2 separate regions of the Homo sapiens genome follow, and region 1 is linked to region 2. A link is an interaction called in ENCODE POLR2A ChIA-PET data of the cell type or tissue named here. Cell type or tissue: OCI-LY7. All regions are shown on one strand.

Region 1 (5,000 bases), 790 kb before region 2:
TAGAATGCCAGTTTTCCTTTCTGCTTTTCAGTTTATCTTTCATTTTTGACTCTGGAGTAATCTAGTACTTCTTAACATTGAACAGGATTTATATGTTATGATTAAAATATGATCCAGAGAGCACATAAGTATCCTTAGAGTAGAAGCTGAAGGGAAAAATTATTAGTGTTAGAGAAGCAACCTTGAGTTTACCAATCCTAAAAGTGTTGGAAAGTGAAAAATATTTTATTTGTAAGGAGAGACAGTGTTTTTTTTTTGTTTGTTTTTTGTTTTTCTTCATTAGCGTCAAATTGGCTGTAGTAGAACAGGAAGCAGTTTTGAAAGTCTTTACAAGGGCCTTCTAAAATGTGATTTCTAAATGACTGGATCTTAATTTTTGGAGGCAGGTTTAGTTCAGGCAGAAGGGTAGTTTATACAGATCTGCAGCTAAGCTGAGTAGCTTTTAGAATTTAGGGCAGCAAAGCAGGGTATTTTATACAAAATCCACTTGTAAGGAATTGATGGCTTCTTTATTCCAAGAATTTTCTTAGATTTCAGCATTTATGTCTTTGACAGCCTGTATGACTGAAGATGTTTTGAAGTCTTGGATGGAACTTGCCTTGTTTCACAGGGGAATTGGGTAGCTAGAAATGAAGGTATAAATGCCAGTAAGTTGTGTCTGTTAATCAAGTTGAAGTACTGGTGGCAGTTCTCAAGCTTTTCTGTCTGCTGATGATTTCACACTTACTGCTTCTAATTAAATAGTGTGTAGTCGATTTGAAGAAGCCTTGCTTCTCTTTGACCCACCAGTTCTGTAAAGGTAAAAGCCTTCTTAGAGTGTTGCCCAGGTAACAACACATACAGAGACTGCTTAATAGCTCATCATGGAAGTGTGTGGAAAATTTTGGAAATGTTGGTAAAGAAGTTGCTATAGTAAATAACTACTTGGTTGGTAAAAAGCTGGGCTACTTCTGGATAGTTGATAAAGAGTTTTTGAGATGAGCCGTGGTTCTAAAATAAATATGAATTGTGTCATTGCCACACGATTTTCTTCAGTTATGTAAGCTCCTAATATGTAAATGTTGTCCTACCATTTTAGAAGGTGTCAGCAGTTTCATGTGACCTGTTCCACAATATAGCACACCCCAAACACCACGATAAGAGTTCAAATATGGCATGGCCCAGATGCCTCACACCAGTTAAATGATAAAGCTAATCATGTCAGCACAGTGTTTCTGTTAAAGTTTTTTCCCCCTCTTTTTTGAGGCATGTTAGTTTTCACGAATTGAGGTTATTAGAATCTTTCCAGATTTTCTGCCACCATTTTTTTTGTGTGTGTGGTAAAAAGTATAATGATGGTGCCCTTAATTAAATTATGTAAACATTTGTAAAGATATACACGCATACACATAGTGTGCATATATGTATGTGTAGACATACATACATATATATTTACATATCATTAGTTCTTGGAATTTGTGGTGAAAATACACCCACCTGGCAAATGGTTGAAAACAAGTGTTCTAGCTCTTTGAAGACTACCATGTGAGTATTCACAAATATGAAAGTAATGCAAACCCAAAGGGAGTTTTTGTATGCCCAATTTCAAGAAAGGAGCACATTTTAAAAGGCAAGTATGGAATTCATTCATATACCAGTGAGGAATTTCTCAACTTCTCCTTTACCCCACACATACACCCGTTTACCATTCTCATTATTAGCAGTAAGCAAAATTAGAAGACTTTAAGAATCAGACTTCTACTACAAGTGATGCAAATAAATATTATTTTTAGAAAAAATACAAACCTGTGGTTTTGAGTTATGAAGGTTTAAGAGACACATATCACTAGTTTTTTTTATAAACTACATGGAGTGTTTTCTGTGCTTCAAGATGTCGTAATTGTCATTGTGAGGCCTTTTGCTGAGAGCATTGTATAAAGGAATAGTTGTTAGAATGGTTATTAGGTGTTTCTTTGAATAGTTTATTTTTCTGTAGTCAATTTATCTTGCATACATTGATGGCCGGGGGTGGTGGCCCACACCTGTAATCCCAGCACTTTAGGAGGCCAAGGCAGGCAGATCACTTGAGGCTAGGAGTTTGAGCCTAGCCTGGCCAAGATGGTGAAACCCCACCTCTGCTAAAAATACAAAAATTAGCCGAATGTGGTGGTGTGTGCCTGTAGTCCCAGCTACTTGGGAGGCTGAGGCACAAGAATCCCTTGAACCTGGGAGATGGAGGTTGCAGTGAGCCAAGATCGTGCCACTGCACTCCAGCCTGAGCTACAGAGTGAGACTCGGTCTCAAAAAAAAAAAAAAAAAAAAAAAAAATTGAATAGAGTATACTACTTTAGTGAAAAATTGACCATTGAAAAATCAACCATTGAAGGGAGGTTATATATATATTGGCAGACAGTAGGGTTTCTGAAGTTGTTTTAGAATAATTTTGTTATTGAGCAGCTGTTTTATCACCAGACCTCATTCATTTATTATTGCTTTTTTCCATTTTTTTTTAAATCTCATGAACTGTATTCTTTCATTTTAAATCTCTCATATTTGCCCTGAAGTCAGTGGTCATATTTGGACTAATGTTTTGATTTGCTGTTGTCTGCGCAAAGATCTATTACCAAGTTGCATGATCAAGTTGGTATTGAATGGTAATTCAGTTAATGTCTTCTTCTCTCCATTCCTTTTTTCCTTCTGTATTCTAGAAGTTACCTTAACACTAGTGTGAGATTCCTGGCAAAGTTAATGGGGAAATGAAATTAAATATTACTGTTATTCAAATCCTAGGGTGACCTTTTTGCCAACACTAATGAACATAGAAAATTTTTCAGCATGAATTATGCAGCTTAAATTTTCACTGAGGCTAGGCCTCTTAAGTTTAAAAAATTAAAAGTTAAAAAAATATTTATGGGGTACAAGTGCAGATTTCTTACATGTATAGATTCTTACATGTATAGATGTGGTGAAGTCTGGGCTTTTAGTATACCCATCACCTGAATATCCACCATTCTGTATGTCCATGTGTACCCATTGTTTAGCTGTCACATATAAGTGAGAACATGCGGCATTTGACTTTCTGTTTCTGAGTTATTTTACATATGATAATGTAGGCCTCTTAAGTTAAAAAACATTCTGACATGCATTTTATAGTTCTTGTCAACATTATCAATAGCTTTGATAGATGAAACAGGTTTCTCCTGTTGCAGTTGGTATCACACACAATAAATTAGCCATCCCTACCATTTGAAAATATAAAGGTGTTTTTTTTTTTTGACACGGAGTCTTGCTCTGTCGCCCAGGCTGGAGTGCAGTGGCATGATCTTGGCTCACTGCAGCCTCTGACCTCTGCCTCCCAGGTTCAAGCAATTCTCCTGCCTCAGCCTCCTGAGTAGCTGGGACCACAGGCACGTGCCATCATGTCTGGTTAATTGTTGTATTTTTAGTAGTATTTTCACTATGTTGGCCAGGCTGGTCTCAAACTCCTGAACTCGTGATCTGCCAGCCTTGGCCTCCCAAAGTGCTGGGATTACAGGCGTGAGTGACTGTGCCTGGCCCAGATAAAGTTTTTTTAAAAGATAATCTAGTAATAGTAGGAAAGAGAAACCAGTTTATCAGTTAATCTAATACTTCCTATTTTGAATATAAATTTCATTGTGTTGCATGGTAACTTCATTATGTTCCACTGAGTATTTACTTTTCTAAAGACAGACCTTTAACAATTTTTCCTTTTTTTCATGTTTTGGAGACAGGGTATCTCTCTGTTGCCCAGGCTGGAGTGCAGTGGCACGGTCATAGCTCATTGCAGCCTCAAACTTCTGGTCTCAAAGCGATTCTCCAACCTTCGTCTCAGGAGTAGCTGGTGGGACTATAGGACTGTACCCACCACACTCTGCTAATTTTTTAAATGGGAGTCTCCCTATGTTGCCCAGGCAGGTCTCAGACTCCTGGGTTTAAGCAATCCTCCTGCCTCAGCCCTTCCAAGCATTGGAATTACAGATGTGAGCCACTAAACCCTGCACAATTTTTCAACTTTTGGGAATTTCACTTAGAGGAGGATAATAGTAGCTTTTAGACATTTTTATCAGTTATCCAAGGGTGGAAAAAAATACTTAAAATGCAAGTAACTACAAACATTTTTGGTTTTGTGGGAGACAGTGTAGATAGAACATAGAACCTTAATTCTTGATCTAGTGCTGCTGTGAAATTCAGAGAGAATAAGTAATTTAGACACAACTTCTTTCTCCTCTTTGCACATTAACCATGAGCTAATATTGAGTGTTTACATGGGGTAGTTATTACATAAGAAAATGTACATTATCTCGCTAATCTTCACAGTAACCATATGAGGTAGGAACGATTATAATATCATCTCCAGTTTGCAGGTGAGGAAGCAGGATTAGAGAACTTCAGTAACTTACCTAAGATCACATAGCCAGGCGCCGTGGCTCATGCCTGTAATCCCAGCACTTTGGAAGTCCGAGGCGGGCAGATCACGAGGTCAGGAGATTGAGACCATCCTGGCCACATGGTGAAACCCCATCTCTACTAAAAATACAAAAATTAACCAGGCGTGGTGGCATGTGCCTGTAATCCCAGCTGCTCGGGAGGCTGAGGTAGGAGAATCGCTTGAACCAGGGAGGCTGAGGTTGCAGTGAGCCGAGATTGCGCCACTGCACTCCAGCCTGGACAGAGTGAGACGCTGTTTCAAAAAAAAAAAAAAAAAAAAAAATCACGTAGCTTGTGAGAGGCAGTTATCTCTTGCTTCTAAATCTGTCTCACAGTGACTCTCTACTACTACTCTGTATTGACAATCTTTAAATGGGATGGTACTTGTTTTGCACATTTCATAGGATAGTTATGAGAATCAAAAAAGATAAGATGTACAAAAGAACACACAGATGTCTCTGGTGTATTCATTTTATTGGATAATATTTGAGACACCAAAGAAATCTTTGAAATCTTGTACACATATTTGTTTGTAATCAGTAATGCTATAAAATAAGTTGAACAGATGAATA
Region 2 (5,000 bases):
CAGTGGGTGGTACATTAATTTTTAGTGATGCCCATTAATTTCCAGGTAGAACATATGTTGTACATTATATGTATACACACATATAAACATATATAAGTAGGTAATACACACACATATATGCACTGCCTGTGCTACCTGGTCTTGGCATCAGTTTATATTTTAAACTCAGTGAACACCATAATGACTGCTTTATAGCCTTTACTCTTTCTGTTTTTCTTCATGACTAGATTCCAAGAGACAGAAAGGAAACTTTTTTGAAAGAACAATGTAGAATGTTTATTTCAAATCTCTTTTATCCTCTTTCTTAACTTGCACCTGACCAGGTTTGTGTAAAATTCTTTGTCTACTCTAACATTTTGGTTTGTAAATTTAGTGATTGATTTCTAATGAAGTGAAATTAGGATAAAGATTTGACTGTAGAATAAGCATGTTTTCATTTTTATACAGGTTCCCAGAAGACACACATTTATCAATATGTGTAGCTGTTTTAGTATATTTTAGAAACTAGTAACTAAGCCCTTAATAAGCAAAGTTACCAATTTCAGAAATTAAAATACTTTCTATCTTAAAGAGATGAATTGTTTCTGTTGTGAGGAAAGTTTTCTAGTGATGGTATCAGTTGCTGGTACTTTTTGGAGATCTGTAGCCTTCATCTACCTTTGGAGAACGATATGCTTTTCTGGTTTAATTAAATAACTATTTGCACAAATGTGAGTTAAGGCTTAAAAACACAGCTAATTGGCCGGGCATGGTGGCTCTTGCCTGTAATCCCAGCACTTTGGGAGGCCGAGGTGGGTGGATCACTTGAGGTCAGGAGTTCCAGACCAGCCTGGCCAACATGGTGAAATGCTGCTTCTACTAAAAAATATAAAAATTAGCTGGGTGTGCTGGCAAGCACCTGTAGTCCCAGCTACTCGAGAGGCTGAGGCATGAGAATCGCTTGAGCCTGGGAGGGGGAGGTTGCAGTGAGCCAAGATCATGCCACTGCACTCCAGCGTGGGCAATAGAGCCAGACTCTGTCTCAAAAAAAAAAAAAAAAAAAAAAAAGAAACGACCAGGTGCAGCAGCTCACGCCTGTAATCCCAGCACTTTGGGAGGCAGAGGTGGGCAGATCACAAGGTCAGGAGAATCGAGACCATCCTGGCTAACATGGTGAAACCCCATCTCTACTAAAAAATAAATAAATAAAAATATAAAAAAAAATTAGCCAGGCGTGGTGGTGGGCACCTGTAGTCCCAGCTACTTGGGAGGCTGAGGCAGGAGAATGGTGTGAACCCAAGAGGCGGAGTTTACAGTGAGCCAGGATCACGCCACTGCGCTCCAGCCTGGGCGACAGAGTGAGACTCCGTCTCAAAAAATAAAAATAAAAATACACCCCCCCCCCACACACACACACAGCTAGTTAATTAAATTCAGTGAATCTCCCAAAGCATAATAAAGGTTACCTGTTCTAGATGGGAAAATACTAAAAGAATCTGGAATGCTTAAACTCTCTTGGGTTTGGGACACAGACATTATTATAAATACATAATTTCTAATTGAAGTGTCTTATCCATGTTCAGTACAATTAAATTTAGAATGTTTAACCTCATTCTTGAGATTAAACAAAGTAATTTTTAAAATCAAAATGTAATTTAAACAAAGAAAATGATTCCTCTATGTTTCCACAGAGTTTTTTCTTGCACATACTGGTTTTTGTAGAGCAATTGCTCCTACATGTAATTTCAAATTAAGCTATTATGCATAGTAAAAATAATACAAATGAAATATTTGAAATAAAGCTTAATTGTACTTTTTTGCCATCCTTAAATATCTAATGCAATAGTTTAGAGTAATTTTCACATTTCTTTTAAACTTGACAAATAAAAGTTTAAATTAGTATACATTTCTTACCTATAAAAAAGAGGGAGTAGACTTTTTAAAAAAACTGTTGGACCCTTTCTTACTCAGGGGAGTCAAGATAAGTGAATCCATCTTTGAAAAATGTTTTTCTGGCTGGGTGTGGTGGCTCACACCTGTAATCCCAGCACTTTGGGAGGCCAAGGCAGGTGGATCACTTGAGGTCAGGAGTTCAAGACCAACCTGGCCAACATGGTAAAACCCTGTCTCTACTAAAAATACAAAAATTAGCTGGGTGTGGTGGCACATAACCTGTAGTCCCAGCTACTCAGTAGGCTGAGGCAGGAGAACCTCTTGAACCTGGGAGGCAGAGGTTGCAGTGGGCAGAGATCGTGCCACTGGACTCCTGCCTGGGTGACAGAGCAAGACTCCGTCTCAAAAAAAAAAAAAATTTTTTTTCTGCCATAGCAAATAAACTTACATTTTATTATTTTTTCATATCCCAAAAACTGTGTTGGCTTTTGGAAATAGTATGTTATGAAATAATGTGCTTTTAAGGAATAGTAATAGACACAAGGATGGTTTATATATGCCTATGATAACTTAATGATAAACTTCAGAAGTCTTCCACTTTCTCTTTGAGCTTGGATAATCCAGAGAGTTCATTGTTATAGGATGGTGAAGATGCAAAACTAAATCCTTTTGGCTTCTCAAGCAATATAGCTAATAAGGAGTGGGCGATTTCTAACAATGCTGGTCTGCTAGAGTCCCTTATACTTAACCCTTGGGGGAAGAATATGCTTTAGGAACACTAAGAATTTCTAGTATGTTTACTGGTGATCTTCAGAGTTTTCAAGAAACTTTCATTAATTTTTAGAAAGTTTTCTTTTCTGTTTAAGTATTACTGAGAAAATTACCTGACACTAATATGTTTCTATATCATCTAGAATGCATCTGCTTTTTGAAAATTTGATTTGTGTACTAGAGTAGAGCAAGGATCTGCAGACTGTGGTTTATAGGCCAAATCTGGCTCACTGCCAGTTTTTGTAAACCAAGTTTTATTGGAACACAACCACACCTGTTTATTTATTTATAGTGTATGGCTGGTTTTGTATGACATTTGTAGAGTTGAGAAATTTCAACATAGACCATGCGACCTGCAAAGCCTAATATAGTTACTTTCTGGCAATTTACACTAGAAGTTTGCTGACCCCTGTGCAAGAGTATAACCTAAGATAGTTTTTTAAGCGCTGAAAGAAATGCAGTCTGTTTGGCCAGCTGTCATTTATCACTGACAAGATTTTGTTTTTAGTTTGACATTTAAAAATTTGAAATTTTCCACTACAAAGATAAAATTGGATGTGATGAGTAAAGGAGGGAAGCACAAAACCTTCAAATATCCATATTTTCTTTCTCAGATCTTCATTATGGACAACATAGATATTTAAACATTTTATCTGTAGGCATTTGAAAACTTGAATATGATAGCTGTCAACTCTTTTAAAAGAGGTATCCAAAAGAAAATATGTGAGAGTTGAGTGTGTTGTTGCTAATAAATTTGCACTGAGTCTTTTAGGAAAACATTTTCTCCTGACCCTTAAAAGTCTTTAAAAGCATGTGCCAAGAATTCATCATAGCAGCAGACAACACCCAAAATATTGAGCTAGGGTTTATAAAGCCGCCTCCCTCCTCGTCATTTTTTCCTTTAAAGCTTAGTTTCTTTACTTTTAATTAACAGTTCACATTTCTCTGGTTTCTCATCTTGAAATAAATGACGTTCACAATCCCTTGAACCGCTTCACCCAGACTTCAGCCCCCAGGTACACATGAGATCCAGGATCCATTTTTCTTTTGCATTGCCCTGCCCAGCAATTTCATTCTTTTGTCTGAAGATGAACTATTTTGCAAGATTTCTGACCTTGTCATATAAGGAAGTTCCTTCCACCCAGCTTTAACAACACAGTATCAACACCTCACACCGTAGTTCCTTAATAGTCCCACATACAGCATTTTAGTCATTCATGCAAACTGTAAACAGCAATGTGGAGAGGGAGGAGTTTGAAGATATGAGTCTTCCTGAGTTGAGACTTGCCCACTGGCTACCTCAAGTATCTTTGTTCCATTGAATGTTTGCGGTCACAGAGAGAACTTAGAGTTATATGACACTCAAAGGAAAAGCAAAAGAGCATTAAGAAGTGTCTGTTTTTGTTATTGCCATTTCATAAATATTTTAGTAGGTGTTCAATTTCATTGGATATTCTTTTTTTTTAATTGTCTTTGTACCTATGATTGAAAACAGTAGTTGGTCTATGACTTTTGAGGAGGTAAGTTTTTTTTTTAATCTATGTATGTCTGTAACATCAGTGTCTGTCTCTTTGAAAAATGCAGTATCCTCCTCCCAAAAGTTACTAACCAAACTTTCCCAGCTGTACATCTCCTATCCATAAGGGGTGAAACTATGAGGACAGTTGTTATCTGCTTTTTGTTCAAACGGTGTCAGTTGTGTGAGATGGGGAGTATATGTTTCAGACAGTGTGATGTGAGTTTTAAGAGTTATGTAAGCAGTGTCTCCTGTAATCTTTTCTGAAAGGCAAGAGGGAGCCAGTTTGCCTGTTTTGTTTACAGGCTTTGAGCATTTAGCACATCTGCTTGTGCAAACTTACAGCATGTGAATTTCTCTGGGCTGACTGAGGTTATTGGGGCTGACTTTAAGTCTGTCTTCCATGGGCAACCCTTGTCAACATTTCAAAATGAACCAAGCAGGGTTACTGCCTTTTCCAAGACCATCAAAACCAAACTCTCTTCTCCATTCTAGTATACAGGCAAACTTTTTCTAGAATTGGTCAGTATTGAAAACAGTTTTGGCTCCTTGAGAAGAACTGTAAAAGACAGCCACGTTAATATAAGCTCTGTTTAGCCCTCAGTAGGTAAGTGTGGGCAAGTTCTTTGTAGAAAATCTCCATCTCAGTAGCAGGGTCTCACTGTAGTGCTCAGTAGCACTCACCCTGGGTTCATACTTTGGAGGATGATACTGCATTTTTGGCCCCGTAGCTTGCTTTCCCACTTGTCTGTGAGTGCAGAGCAGGAGTCTGACACTTCCCACTGTGCTGCTTGCTTTGCAGACACTAAATTGAAGCTTCTTGCTAAAGCAAAAGCCAGTA

Evidence for each region. Peaks named below come from ENCODE experiments on the same cell type or tissue, not always from the same donor. Only the 100,000 strongest peaks of a DNase experiment are listed, where the experiment ranks them.
Region 1: POLR2A ChIA-PET joins it to region 2 with 10 read pairs; 3 of 35 experiments call an interaction of 5 or more read pairs at or near these places.

What each region holds. Positions count from the first base shown.
Region 1 is chr1:174,165,984-174,170,983 of GRCh38, forward strand. All of the region lies in intron 1 of RABGAP1L (RAB GTPase activating protein 1 like), which reads left to right. Among named protein-coding and RNA genes, the nearest start is that of RABGAP1L, 9.0 kb to the left of the region's middle. In OCI-LY7, no CTCF peak of the experiment used is centred here; no DNase peak of the experiment used is centred here; H3K4me3 peaks cover 1,790 bases; H3K27ac peaks cover 1,278 bases.
Region 2 is chr1:174,960,823-174,965,822 of GRCh38, forward strand. The region is part of intron 20 of RABGAP1L (RAB GTPase activating protein 1 like); the gene reads left to right. Among named protein-coding and RNA genes, the nearest start is that of RABGAP1L-AS1, 9.1 kb to the left of the region's middle. In OCI-LY7, no CTCF peak of the experiment used is centred here; DNase peaks (open chromatin) are centred at 2,889, 3,819, 4,459 and 4,939; H3K4me3 peaks cover 2,647 bases; H3K27ac peaks cover 4,140 bases.